Linked DNA regions of Homo sapiens: regions 1, 2 and 4 are each linked to region 3. A link is a contact called in ENCODE Hi-C or POLR2A ChIA-PET data. All regions are on one chromosome and are shown on one strand. The core of a region is the stretch at or near the end of the contact, and the rest is flanking DNA. Distances in the headings are between cores, read along the strand shown. Region 1 holds the start of SF3B2 (splicing factor 3b subunit 2). Region 2 holds the start of RPS6KB2 (ribosomal protein S6 kinase B2). Region 3 holds the start of RBM4B (RNA binding motif protein 4B). Region 4 holds the start of CDK2AP2 (cyclin dependent kinase 2 associated protein 2).

Region 1 (2,700 bases), core at 82-2,581, 630 kb before region 3:
CAGTCCTTTTCCCTGTCTCTCCCAAACCTCACCTTCCCCCGACCTGGTGCCCCATTCTTTTTTTTTCCCTGTTCCCAGCTTCTTCTCCACTGGGGGCAGTTGGCAAAATGGAGCTGGAGAAAAGATCTGAAGGGGATGTGTAGGGGGAAAATGAGACCATTTCACTTGAGTCTCCCCACTCCCTTTCTCAACACACATAAAAAACACACACAGGCTAGCTGTTGGTGAGAGGGCAGAGCTAGTGGCAGAGGTGGGGAGAGAAACTGAATTGATGGTGTGGGACAGGGAGAGGTGGATGCTAGGCAGGCAAGAATCCCTGCCAGTCTCTGCCTCTGTCTCCAAAGGCCAAGGGGAGTTGGGGTGGGGAGTGGGAGGCAAGGTGGGGCCCCCAGTGCAGGTGCGGCTGAGGGAAAAGGGCCTGAGTTTATTTTTGAGACTAAAAAAGACACAAATGCTTTCACCAGAAACATTGTTCCTTTTTTTCCAGTAATCATTTATTGGGCGCCTCTTGAACGCCAGGCGATGCGAGACTGAAAATGATCAAGTCCCTGCTCACATTTTTGGGATAGAGGTAGGAAGAAAGGGCAAGAAAGACTTAACAAACGGTGGAGATTCGAACGTATTATGGGAGCTCTAAGAAAGGAAAGGAAAGCGGGAGGAGGCTTAGTGGAGAAGACGACATTTGAGCCGGCCTGGAAGGTGGAAAAGGGGGCTTTAGAGTCGCCCTTCCCCCAGGTCGGCAGCTGGAGCTCAGCCCGGGCAGGCCTGCTGCTCTCCCGGCTTGGATCCCCTTTCAGCCCATTCATCCGGGCCTGGGCCGGGGGTGGGCGGGCAGACAATCAGACACTGTTTTATCCCAGGCATCGGCTCCAGCCTCCCGCTTGGCGCCCGCAACGCGGGGCCGCCGGGGAAATGAGTCTCTCGGGACTCCCTGGGAGCGTAAGCGTTCGAGGATCTGACCGGAGGGCCGGGCCGGAAAGCTTGAGAGCCTTCGCTCCCGCAGGTGAGGCGCAGAAAACACTCCCTCGGGGAAGTGCCAGCCCTCCTCGCAGCCCCGCCCTCCGGCCCGCCGCCGGCCTTCGGGGCCGTAGCGGCGCGCAGGGCCCGCAGAGACCGAGACCTGCGCACTACAACTCCCAGGAGGCCTCGCGACCAGACCGCCGAGGGGCCACTAGAGAAAGGTGCGTCTGCGGCGAATCCCGTCGCCCAGCGCACGGCAGCGGGTGTGCCTGAGTGCGCGTCGCCTCCCAACCAGAGAGGACGTGGCATACGGCGCCACCGGAAGTTCCGGCAAGTGGGCCCTGAGGCTGGCCCCAGCTTCCGGGTTGGTCGCGCGCCTTCCTGCGGCTAAGATGGCGACGGAGCATCCCGAGCCTCCCAAAGCAGAATTGCAGCTGCCGCCGCCGCCACCTCCAGGCCACTATGGCGCCTGGGCTGCCCAGGAGCTTCAGGCCAAGTTGGCAGAGATCGGAGCTCCGATCCAGGGTGAGGAACACAGGAAGTCGAGGGGCCTTTACGGGCCTGCGGAGAAGCGGAGCCTGGTTACCCGGGAGACTCGGGTGCGAGGGGCGGAGGCAGGCCGCTGGGGCCTGACCTGGCCGGGCTGGCCTGCCCCATTGATCGTGTACTTTGCCCTGCAGGTAATCGCGAGGAGCTGGTGGAGCGGCTGCAGAGCTACACCCGCCAGGTAGGTGTTGGCGGCGGGACGTCAGGATAGGCCGAGCTTCTCCAGGAGACCTTATATACCCCATCACGGCTCGGTCTTCATTCTTTCTTTATCTCGGCACAGCAAGGCGGAGGCTTGCCCTTTTTAGCTTGTTCTTGCCTTTGCCAGCTTAGTTGTAATTTCTTGTATCCATCTTGGTCCTCTTCAGTGCCCAGCCAGAGCGCTGGCAGACAGGCACTGGGTACGTTTTGTTGAATGAATTGGGAGCGAACGTCGTTTAGTGAAACAGCTAGTTTTGGACTGACCTAGAGTCCTTTCTCTTTTGCAGACTGGCATCGTGCTGAATCGGCCGGTTTTGAGAGGGGAAGATGGGGACAAAGCCGCTCCACCTCCCATGTCGGCACAGGTAGGGAGATTCTTCTGTTTTTTAAGATTCCATCTGCTGATCCTTTTGTAGTTCATGAGCATGATGATTGGGTGTTCACGTGCATGTGTGAGATGTGACACCCTTGCACATTACTCGCCTGACCTGAGTGGGGAAAAAAAAAGATTCCATATGTTCAGGGTAGCCCTTCCTCTCACTTGCAGTTGTTGGGCAGGGAGGTACTGCCATGACAGAATTGTGAGCTCTTCAGTTCTCTCTTTGATGCTGACACTTGCCTCCTTTTCCACTGTCTGCTTCTCCAAAAGCAGCTTGTGGCCGGGTGCAGTGGCGCATGCCTGTAATCCCACCACTTCGGGATGCTTAGATGGGACGATCGCTTGAAGCCAGGAGTTCGAGACCAGCCTGGGCAACATAGTGAGACTCTGTTACTACAAAAAATTTTAAAAATTAGCTGGGCACGGTGGCACGCGCCTATAAAGTCCCTATAAAGAGGCTCAAGGATTGCTGGAGCCCTGGGGTTGGAGGCTGCAGTGAGCTCTGGTTGCGCCACTGTACTCCATGTACTCCATCCTGGGTGACAGAATGAGACTTTGCTTCTTTAAAAAAAAAAGGGGGGAGGTGATGGGGGAGGGGCTGGGAGAGTGTCAGA
Region 2 (2,700 bases), core at 201-2,700, 750 kb after region 3:
AAACAAAACAAAGAAAAAAAAACCATAAAGTTTTTTTTTTTTTTTTTTTTTTTTTTTTTTTTTTTTTTAAGATGGAGTCTCGCTCTTGTTGCCCAGGCTGGAGTACAATGGCATGATCTTGGCTCACCGCAACCTCCGCTTCCCAGGTTCAAGTGATTCGCCTGCCTCAGCCTTCCCGAGTAGCTGGGATTACAAGCATGCACCACCATGCCCAGCTAATTTTGTGTTTTTAGTAGAGACGGGGTTTCTCCATGTTGGTCAGGCTGGTCCTGAACTCCCGACCTCAGGTGATCCGCCTGGCTCGGCCTCCCAAAGTGCTGGGATTACAGGTGTGAGCCACCGTGACCAGCCAGGTTTTCGGGTTTTATCTGTTTGAGACTTGGTCTCACTCTGCCGCCCAGCCTGGAGCGCAGTGGTGCAATCTTGGCTCACTGCAACCTCTATCGCCCGAGTTCAAGCGATTCTCCTGCCTCAACCTCCCGAGTATCTGGGAGTACAGGTGCGCGCCACCACACCCGTCTAATTTTTTGTATTTATAGTAGAGGCAGAGTTTCATCATGTTGGCCAGGCTGGTCTCCAACTTCTGACCTCAAGTGATCCACCCACCTCGGCCTCCGAAAGTGTTGAGATTACAGGTGTGAGCCACCGCCTCCGGCCTGTTTGTTTTTTTGAGACAGGATCTCACTGTGTCACCCAGCCTGGAGTGCAGTGGCACCATCATAGCTCACTGTAACCTTGAACTCCTGGCCTCAAGTGATCCTCCCAACTTGGCTTCCCAAAGTGCTACGATTACAGGCGTGAGGCATCGTGTCCGGCCTCAACAACGTTTTTTGAAGTGTCTATTCTGTACCAGGTGCCTAAATGTGCTTAAATTAAGAAGGGAGTAAACGCCAACAAAATCCCATATTTACAGGTCTATCACTGACCCCCAAAACCCTATTTAAGGCGGGAACCTGGCAACATAGCCTGGCAGTGAGCTGGCCACTCAGTAAATGCTCCGATTTGCAGGGTCCTCGAGCCAGAGGCACTTTGAGGAGACCCTGATGCAGCCGCCTCCCTTTCTGGAGTGAACCGAAAGCAACGCGACCTGCCTTTCATCACGCAGCCGGCCTGGCAGTACCCGTCTCCAACAGGGCTGGGGATTGCATTTACATTCACACCTGCATACACTTCCGACCCTGCTCCATCCAAACTCAAAACACCGTAGAACCAAAACGGGCTCCCAGAAAGCCTTGCTGGGAAGACCGAGGGTCCTGCGGAAAGGATTCTGCAGGCTGAAGGCTAGGCGCCTCGCCACTCTAGGACTACAATTCCCGAGAGGCCTTGCGACGGAAGCCATCTTTGTTCCCCACCAGGCTAAGCGATTTTCCGGAGGGGGAGTAAGATCCCTTGCGTCACCGGCGCGCGCAGCTGCCGTCGCGGAGAGATGATGTTTAGGTCCGGGACTGTCAGTCAGTGCGCGGCCAGGTACGGGCCGACGGGCCCGCGGGGCCGGCGCCGCCATGGCGGCCGTGTTTGATTTGGATTTGGAGACGGAGGAAGGCAGCGAGGGCGAGGGCGAGCCAGAGCTCAGCCCCGCGGTGAGTGCCCTGCCCTGGCGCGACTGGATCCTGGAGCCGATCCTGTCACCCAGCCGAGGCCGGAGCGGCGGCTCCGCACGCCCAGAGCGGGCTCCGACTCTTTGCAGACCCAGATCCTTCTCAGATCCCGGTCTCTATTAAGTTCTGATCCCACCCTCACCCCGACCTCTCTTCCAGAACCCCAGCCTTTTCTCCCGATTCTCCCTTTCCTGCCTTCGGTTTCTTCCCAATTCTTACCCATCCCCTACTAGCTGCCATCCCTGACACCCTTCTCTCCTGGGCCACGCAGTCCAACCTGAACGGGAGCGGGGAGGTATCCTGGCACCTTCCTTGGCTCTTACCCCTCGGTTTCTCACAGGACGCATGTCCCCTTGCCGAGTTGAGGGCAGCTGGCCTAGAGTGAGTGAGGGTCGTGTTGGGGGAGGGGGGAATGGAGTGGGGAAGGGGAACTGGGGAGCACTGGAGCCTTGTCCTCATTAACTCCTTGTGTCCGTAGGCCTGTGGGACACTATGAAGAGGTGGAGCTGACTGAGACCAGCGTGAACGTTGGCCCAGAGCGCATCGGGCCCCACTGCTTTGAGCTGCTGCGTGTGCTGGGCAAGGGGGGCTATGGCAAGGTAGGGGCGGGCGCACCCTCCTCCTGGCCTCACAGCCTCCATCTGGAGGCAGCAAAGGGTTCTCAAAACAAATTAGACTTGTGAATCAGCAGGGCCTCTAATGGGATTCAGAGCCAGAAACATAAAGGAGGGAAGGCCAAATCCTCTCCAATCGGACTTGAAATCTTCACTGCCCCACCCTTGGCAGGGCCTAGGCCTCCTGATCCCAAAGCCAGAGCTTCAGGGTGGGGCTTCTTGAAGATAGGATGTGGAGAGGGAAGTTGATCCTGTCTCCCCTGCCCTACAGGTGTTCCAGGTGCGAAAGGTGCAAGGCACCAACTTGGGCAAAATATATGCCATGAAAGTCCTAAGGAAGGTGAGTCACTCGTTCAGCCAACGAATACTGTGTGGCTGCCATTCCCAACATGCTGTACCAGGCTTTGGGAAGACAGCAGGGAACACAGTGGAGGAGGATCCCTGACTTTGGCGTTTGCTGGTTTATTGTCTGTTGTGATGTGTATTGT
Region 3 (2,700 bases), core at 29-2,528:
CTTGCCTGTTTTGAGCTAGACCCCACTCGGCGCTACTACCCAGGCCCAGAGCAGTTCACCTTGAAACTCTGTGTTGTCAAGGCCCCTGATGGCCTCCACTGCATCCTCTGCCCGCTCCATGTGTACGAAGGCATAATCTTTCACGATGTCACATTCGATGACCGGACCATACTCCTCAAACTTGGCTCGAAGCTCTTGGTTGGTACAAGTGGGGCTGATGTTACCCACGTGTAACTTGGTTGAAGCTTTGCTCTTATTCTTGCTGGCTTCCACGTTGATGTTCACCCCATGAAGCTTGTAATGGTGCAGGTTGCGTATGGCATCCTCAGCTGCCGTCTTGTCTTCTATGTGCACAAAGCCGTAATTCTTAATGATGTCACATTCCAGCACCTTCCCATACTGCTCGAAGAGTGAGCGAATCTCCTGCTCTGTAGCCTCCCGGGGAAGGTTTCCGATGAACAGCTTCACCATCCTGACAAGAGCCTGGGAGAGAAACACAAGACTTCAAAAGTCAGGGGTGTGGTGGGAAATTTCGGTGCACTGCAGCATTTTCGTCTAATCCTCCAAAGTTCTTGCACCTTCAAGACCCTCGTACAGACATTCATTATTCTTCCTCAATAGAAGAAGGGCGGTTTGTTCTCGAGAAGTGCGAGCTATGCGTGACATGCAAACAGGAGGTCGAGGGTCAGCATGCATAGCCCAGTCTATCATCTCCGTGAAGTGGAGCGCAATGAAATACCAGAATTAGCTGCTTCATGTCTTAAAATGAGGGAAGAGAAAAGCCCAAGCAAAGGCAAGGGGCATCAATCGCAGTGCGCCTGGTAACAAGGTTTTGGAGGGAAATCTGTGTACCTCTCCTGCGCGCACTAGCGCCTTTCAAGATACTCTAAAAAGAAAAAAGTCCCCTTTCCCCCAAACCGGGGACCAACCACCTCGCCCCCAGCGGCCCACCCTCCAGCTTCTTCGCCCCAACAAAGACTCGACCCGACCCCTGCCCCGCCTCCTTCCGGAGACCCGGCCCCGCCTCCTCCCGTTGTCTTCCCAGACCTCCCGCTGCAAAATGAGAAACCCAAATCCGGGCCGTGCAGTCTGCCGGAGGCCCGGCCCGACCCGCCCCCGAGCTCCCCACATCACACACACACGACCCCCTCGCACCTCCGGGTGGCGGCAGCGACGGCGGCTCCCACGTCAGAGAGAACCTTACAAAATGGCGACGGCCGCTCGAGCCTGGACGCGACCGGGCCCTTTCTCGCGCGCCAGCTCACGCACGCGCGAGTGCGCGCTGCTTCCCTCCCCTTCCCCTCGCGGGAGCCGAGTGACCAATCCCGAGGCTGCATACAAATGACCACGCAGCACGGGGGCGGGGCCTGTTGGTGGTGGCGCGGCGCCGCGGAGGTCAGCCCACCCCCAGCCCCAGCCAGCCAGTCACCACCCTGGAAAGGGTCGCCACTGCTGCGTCAGAGGGGCTCTGAACGCAACCACTGCCTAGAAAAGCGGAGGCCTTGGGGAGTCGCTCACCACAATGGGTCCTGCTCTTGGGCCCTTTGAGGGGGGCGGGGAGCTAATGACAGAGGAATCTCCCCGAGGGCCCTAAAAAGGGGCTTTTGTAGCGGGCTGGCCGGCTTCTGTGGCAGCTTGGGGCAACATTTCAAAAATACAGGTGCGCCACATTTTAAGCAAAACTAGTCATTGTTTTGTAGCGCTTTAAACATTATTTTAAAGTTTGTCATTGCAGAGGTGTTATTTATTGCTACGGAAACTGAGAACCAAGGGGCAGAAAGATAACCTGGCAGAACTGGGACAGGCCTAAGAGGCATTGCTACCCAGGCTACGCTTAGTCATGTTTTGTTTGCTCGTGAGTATCCGTGGTCTGATTCTCTCTCACTCATTGTGTGTCCATCACAGTCCTGGTCTGTGGTGAGCACGCCAGAGGAATACTTGGTGGAGAGGCCCAGCGAGGTCCCTAGTTCTGGGTGGGACAGGGTCTCCTCGTACACACCAAGCTGGAAGTCTAGGCAACTGAGTTTCCCGACTGTCTAGCATTCAAAATTCAGCTGTGGTCCAAGGGCACCTCCTGGCGGTAAAAACAAGCTTAGGCGTGCCAGGTGCGGCGGCTCACGCCTATAATCCCAGCACTTTGGGAGGCCAAGGCGGGCGGATCACGAGTTCAGGAGTTCGACACCAGCTTGGCCAACATGGTGAAACCCCGTGTCTACTAAAAATACAAAAAATAGCCCGGCGTGGTGGCGGGCGCCTGTAATCCCAACTACTCGGGAGGCTGAGGCAGGAGAATCGTTGGAACCCGGGAGGCGGAGGTTGCAGTGAGCCGAGATGGCGTCACTGCACTCCAGCCTGGGTGACAGAGCAAGACTCGGTCTCAAAAAAAAAAAAAAAAGAAGTTTAGGCTGATTCCCCACTGTCACCTTCCAGCAAAGAGTAGCCTTTTATGGAGATTGATGGATTGGGTTTATCTCCTAGTAGAGCCCGCCAGGGAGGTTGTCAGCCACCATTCCTCATTTTAGTGGCTCCATAATGGCTTCTCTGATACCATCTGGGACACATTCCCCAGGCTGCCCTCTTCCACCCCAGCTACTTGGATATGTTCTTTACCTGAGTTCTTTTTGTTTCTCAGCCATTTCAGAAGAGGCACTGTCCTTCCAATTTTATTTTATTTTTATTTTTTGTTTAATTTTTTAAAGA
Region 4 (2,700 bases), core at 16-2,515, 830 kb after region 3:
TCTGCAGTGGCCGGATAGGTCCAGACGCTGAGGCCGAGGCGCTTCCTGTTACGTGCGGGCGTTCCGCTCTGTCTCTGCCAGGCACTCTCTGACTAGGGCCCGGGCATGGATGATACCTGGGGGTGGGGTGGGGTCTCAGCAACCCTCCACAGCCCCACCCACTGCCCTCCAGAGGAGGACCCCTGCCTCCCCACTCCCTTTCCACTTTCGGCAAAAGAAATTCAAATCTAATGACGGCTAGATGAAATTAGAGGTTTGGTTAATCCTCAAGGTTGCCCTGTTGAAATACAAATTCCCATGCTCTTCCCTGGAAATGGACTCAATTTCAATTCGATTCAAAACACCTCTCTGGTAGTAATACTGGACATCCTCTAGGCTTGGCTCAGGTGGCCTCCAGATGTCCTTCCTTCCCTCATGAAGGATAGTCCAGTGTCGGTTTCCTGAGCAGGGCGGCCTGGCCTCACTTACCTCTCTTCAGGCGCTCCATGGCGCTCTTGCTGCCAGCATAGGTAGGCCGGATCTCTTTGCCCATCTCCTCTATGACTGACAGCAGGTCCGTGTAGGTGCTCTGGGAGCCCTGGGCGCCGGGTGGCTTCATCGCCTATGTCAAAAGAGAACAGGGCAGTGAGCTCAGGCACCTGGCGGGGAGGGGGACTCCAGTCCGCATCCATAAGCAAGGCTTTGGCCCCACTCACCTGCACGTAGCCCATGGAAGGCGGTCCAAAGTCGTTAAACAGCGGTCTGAAAGGAGCGCCGGCTCCTGGCACTGAGCCCGACGGCGACGGGACGCTTCCTGCAGCAACAGGCGCGAGTAAGAGGTCAGCGCGGGGCAGGGACGCCGCCTCCCAGCTTTTCCAAGCCCAGGACCGGGTTCGCCCGATTCCCTCCAAAGGATGCTTCATTCCATGCTGATCAACTTCAGGGACAAATCCCTCCCACTGCGCTCCACCTACAAGCCCTTACGTGACCACGCCCACTTCACAGGCCAGCAAACTGAGGCTCAGCGAGGGTAGGCGGCAGGCCCAGTATTGCAGAACTCAGGCCGTCTTCTCTTCGAGACCTCGACCGCCCGGCAGGCGAGCAGGGGTGGAGCTGGATCCTCACCTGTAGGGACCGGGGTGCCCGGCCCAGGGGTGCTGGAGCCAGGGGTGCTGCTGGGAGCAGGGGCGATGGGTTTGTAGGACATCCCCAACTCCTGGGCGCGGCGGACGCCAGCCGGCCGCTCCTCGGGGGTTGGCTGCGGGGCCGCTCAGCCGCGCTCTGATTGGCAAGCGGGCTGCACGCCCCTGGTAAATAGAGGTCTGGCCGGAAGGGCGAGCGGGCACGAATGCTCCCTCACTCCCGATTGGTGCGCGAAGATGTCACTCGAGCCTCCTTATTGGCCGAGACCTGCCCCAGCAGGTCGCAACCGCCGCCGATTGGCCTCCGCCTTCCGGACCTCGCACCTGTCTGCTCCGGATTGGGCGGTGGCCACCGCCCTCCGCAATTGGCGAGTTCGCGGCCCGGGCCGGCGCGCTCTCAATCCGATTAGTCCCCAGGCCCTAGAGGCGGGGCCTTGGGAACCGGGACCCGGGGCTGGGCTGCCGGTTCGCGCCGAGGGGTCTTCCCGGGCGCGGGCGCTACCCTCGCGCCTCACTCGCGCTGCTTCAGACGTCTGCTCCGCTCTGCCCAGTTTCGGCCCAGCAGGGGTTGCTGTCGCAGCTGCCGTCGCCGCTGCCACCGGTGCCTTGCGCGCTTCTCCGCTCTGGGGGCCGAAGGACGCAGGGCTTTGACGTCCCGAGCCCTGCGCCCCACCCCGTGCGCTTTTACGTCACCTTTCACCGGTTCAACACCCGCTCCCCGATCTGCGCATGCGCCCGCCCGAGGCCTGCGTTTGTTCCCATGGCAACAGGCCCCTCATGGATGCCGCCACGTACCGTTCTTCCTGCGGCTTGGCTCGTCCTCAGGTCTAAGGGCGACCTCAAAGACCCCTTTACCCGCACCCCCAAGGCCCCGCGCTGCTGCCTAAGTTAGTGACAATGGCCGTAGGGCAAACCTTCGGGATTACTTGCGTGCCGGGCCCCGGACCAAACTGGTCAAGAGCACCGACTGGAGCCAACCGTCTGGGTTCAAATCTCAGCACCACCCCCACTAGCGATTTCCCCCAGGCAAGTTTCTCACCTCAGTATGCCTCAGTTTCCCCATCCGTAAAATGGGGAAAATGACGATCTCATTGGGTTGTGTGGATTAAATGAATAGTCATAAAGTGCTTGTTGTTTCATTCTCCGCCTTCCTGTCCCACAGGGCCCCCATACCTTTCCACTCCACCACTCAGACCCCTCCCCTCAAGTCTCACTCCCCACAGAGTTAGACCTCAGACCCTCCTCCACTCCCTAACCCTTTCTCCCAGGCTCCTTCTCCAAACTCAAACTTCTCTGGCCTTGTGTATCTTCATGCTCCCAGCTTTGTAGATCTTCATCTCTAGGACAGTCATTCATTCATTCATTCATTCATTCATCCAACAAGCATGTTCTGGCTGAGCGCGGTGGCTCACGCCTGTAATCCCAGCACTTTGGGAGGCCGAGGCGGGCGGATCACGAGGTCAGGAGTTCGAGACTAGCCTGGCCAACATGGTGAAACCCCCATCTCTACTAAAAATACAAAAATTAGCGGTGTGGTGGCGGGCGCCTGTAATCCCAGCTACTTGGGAGGCTGAGGCAG

The links. A loop is a pair of places that touch in the nucleus more often than their neighbours do. ChIA-PET counts read pairs that join two places held with the same protein, here RNA polymerase II (POLR2A). Pooled maps may share reads with other maps.
Region 1: a loop to region 3 is called in a pooled map, with 5 times the contacts of the local background. The contact joins the promoter of SF3B2 here to the promoter of RBM4B in region 3. A Hi-C loop is called at or near these places in 2 of 50 pooled maps. POLR2A ChIA-PET finds 5 or more read pairs at or near these places in 2 of 52 experiments (A673 and activated T-cell).
Region 2: a loop to region 3 is called in a pooled map, with 4 times the contacts of the local background. The contact joins the promoter of RPS6KB2 here to the promoter of RBM4B in region 3. A Hi-C loop is called at or near these places in 1 of 50 pooled maps. POLR2A ChIA-PET finds 5 or more read pairs at or near these places in 3 of 52 experiments (A673, AG04449 and activated CD4-positive, alpha-beta T cell).
Region 4: a pooled map shows a loop between it and region 3 (8-fold over the local background). The contact joins the promoter of CDK2AP2 here to the promoter of RBM4B in region 3. A Hi-C loop is called at or near these places in 7 of 50 pooled maps. POLR2A ChIA-PET finds 5 or more read pairs at or near these places in 3 of 52 experiments (Caco-2, WTC11 and activated T-cell).

The regions. Positions count from the first base shown.
Region 1 is chr11:66,051,033-66,053,732 of GRCh38, forward strand. SF3B2 (splicing factor 3b subunit 2) reads left to right here and starts at 1,332. Exons shown (of 22, transcript NM_006842.3): 1 at 1,332-1,485; 2 at 1,641-1,687; 3 at 1,995-2,072. The coding sequence starts at 1,353. It overlaps SNORD13F (small nucleolar RNA, C/D box 13F), which reads left to right and starts at 2,112; the gene lies at 2,112-2,196. RefSeq lists enhancers at 330-881, 700-749, 1,370-1,539 and a silencer at 950-1,159.
Region 2 is chr11:67,427,044-67,429,743 of GRCh38, forward strand. RPS6KB2 (ribosomal protein S6 kinase B2) reads left to right here and starts at 1,451. Exons shown (of 15, transcript NM_003952.3): 1 at 1,451-1,580; 2 at 1,939-1,979; 3 at 2,077-2,197; 4 at 2,484-2,552. The coding sequence starts at 1,503. RefSeq lists enhancers at 995-1,144, 1,161-1,928, 1,245-1,494, 1,929-2,696.
Region 3 is chr11:66,676,609-66,679,308 of GRCh38, forward strand. RBM4B (RNA binding motif protein 4B) reads right to left here and starts at 1,279. Exons shown (of 4, transcript NM_031492.4): 1 at 1,156-1,279; 2 at 60-483. The coding sequence starts at 471. RefSeq lists silencers at 892-1,001, 1,202-1,481.
Region 4 is chr11:67,506,897-67,509,596 of GRCh38, forward strand. It overlaps CDK2AP2 (cyclin dependent kinase 2 associated protein 2), which reads right to left and starts at 1,266. Exons shown (of 4, transcript NM_005851.5): 1 at 1,105-1,266; 2 at 696-793; 3 at 469-601; 4 at 1-116. The coding sequence starts at 1,186. The coding sequence ends at 49. RefSeq lists silencers at 1,139-1,238, 1,549-1,798.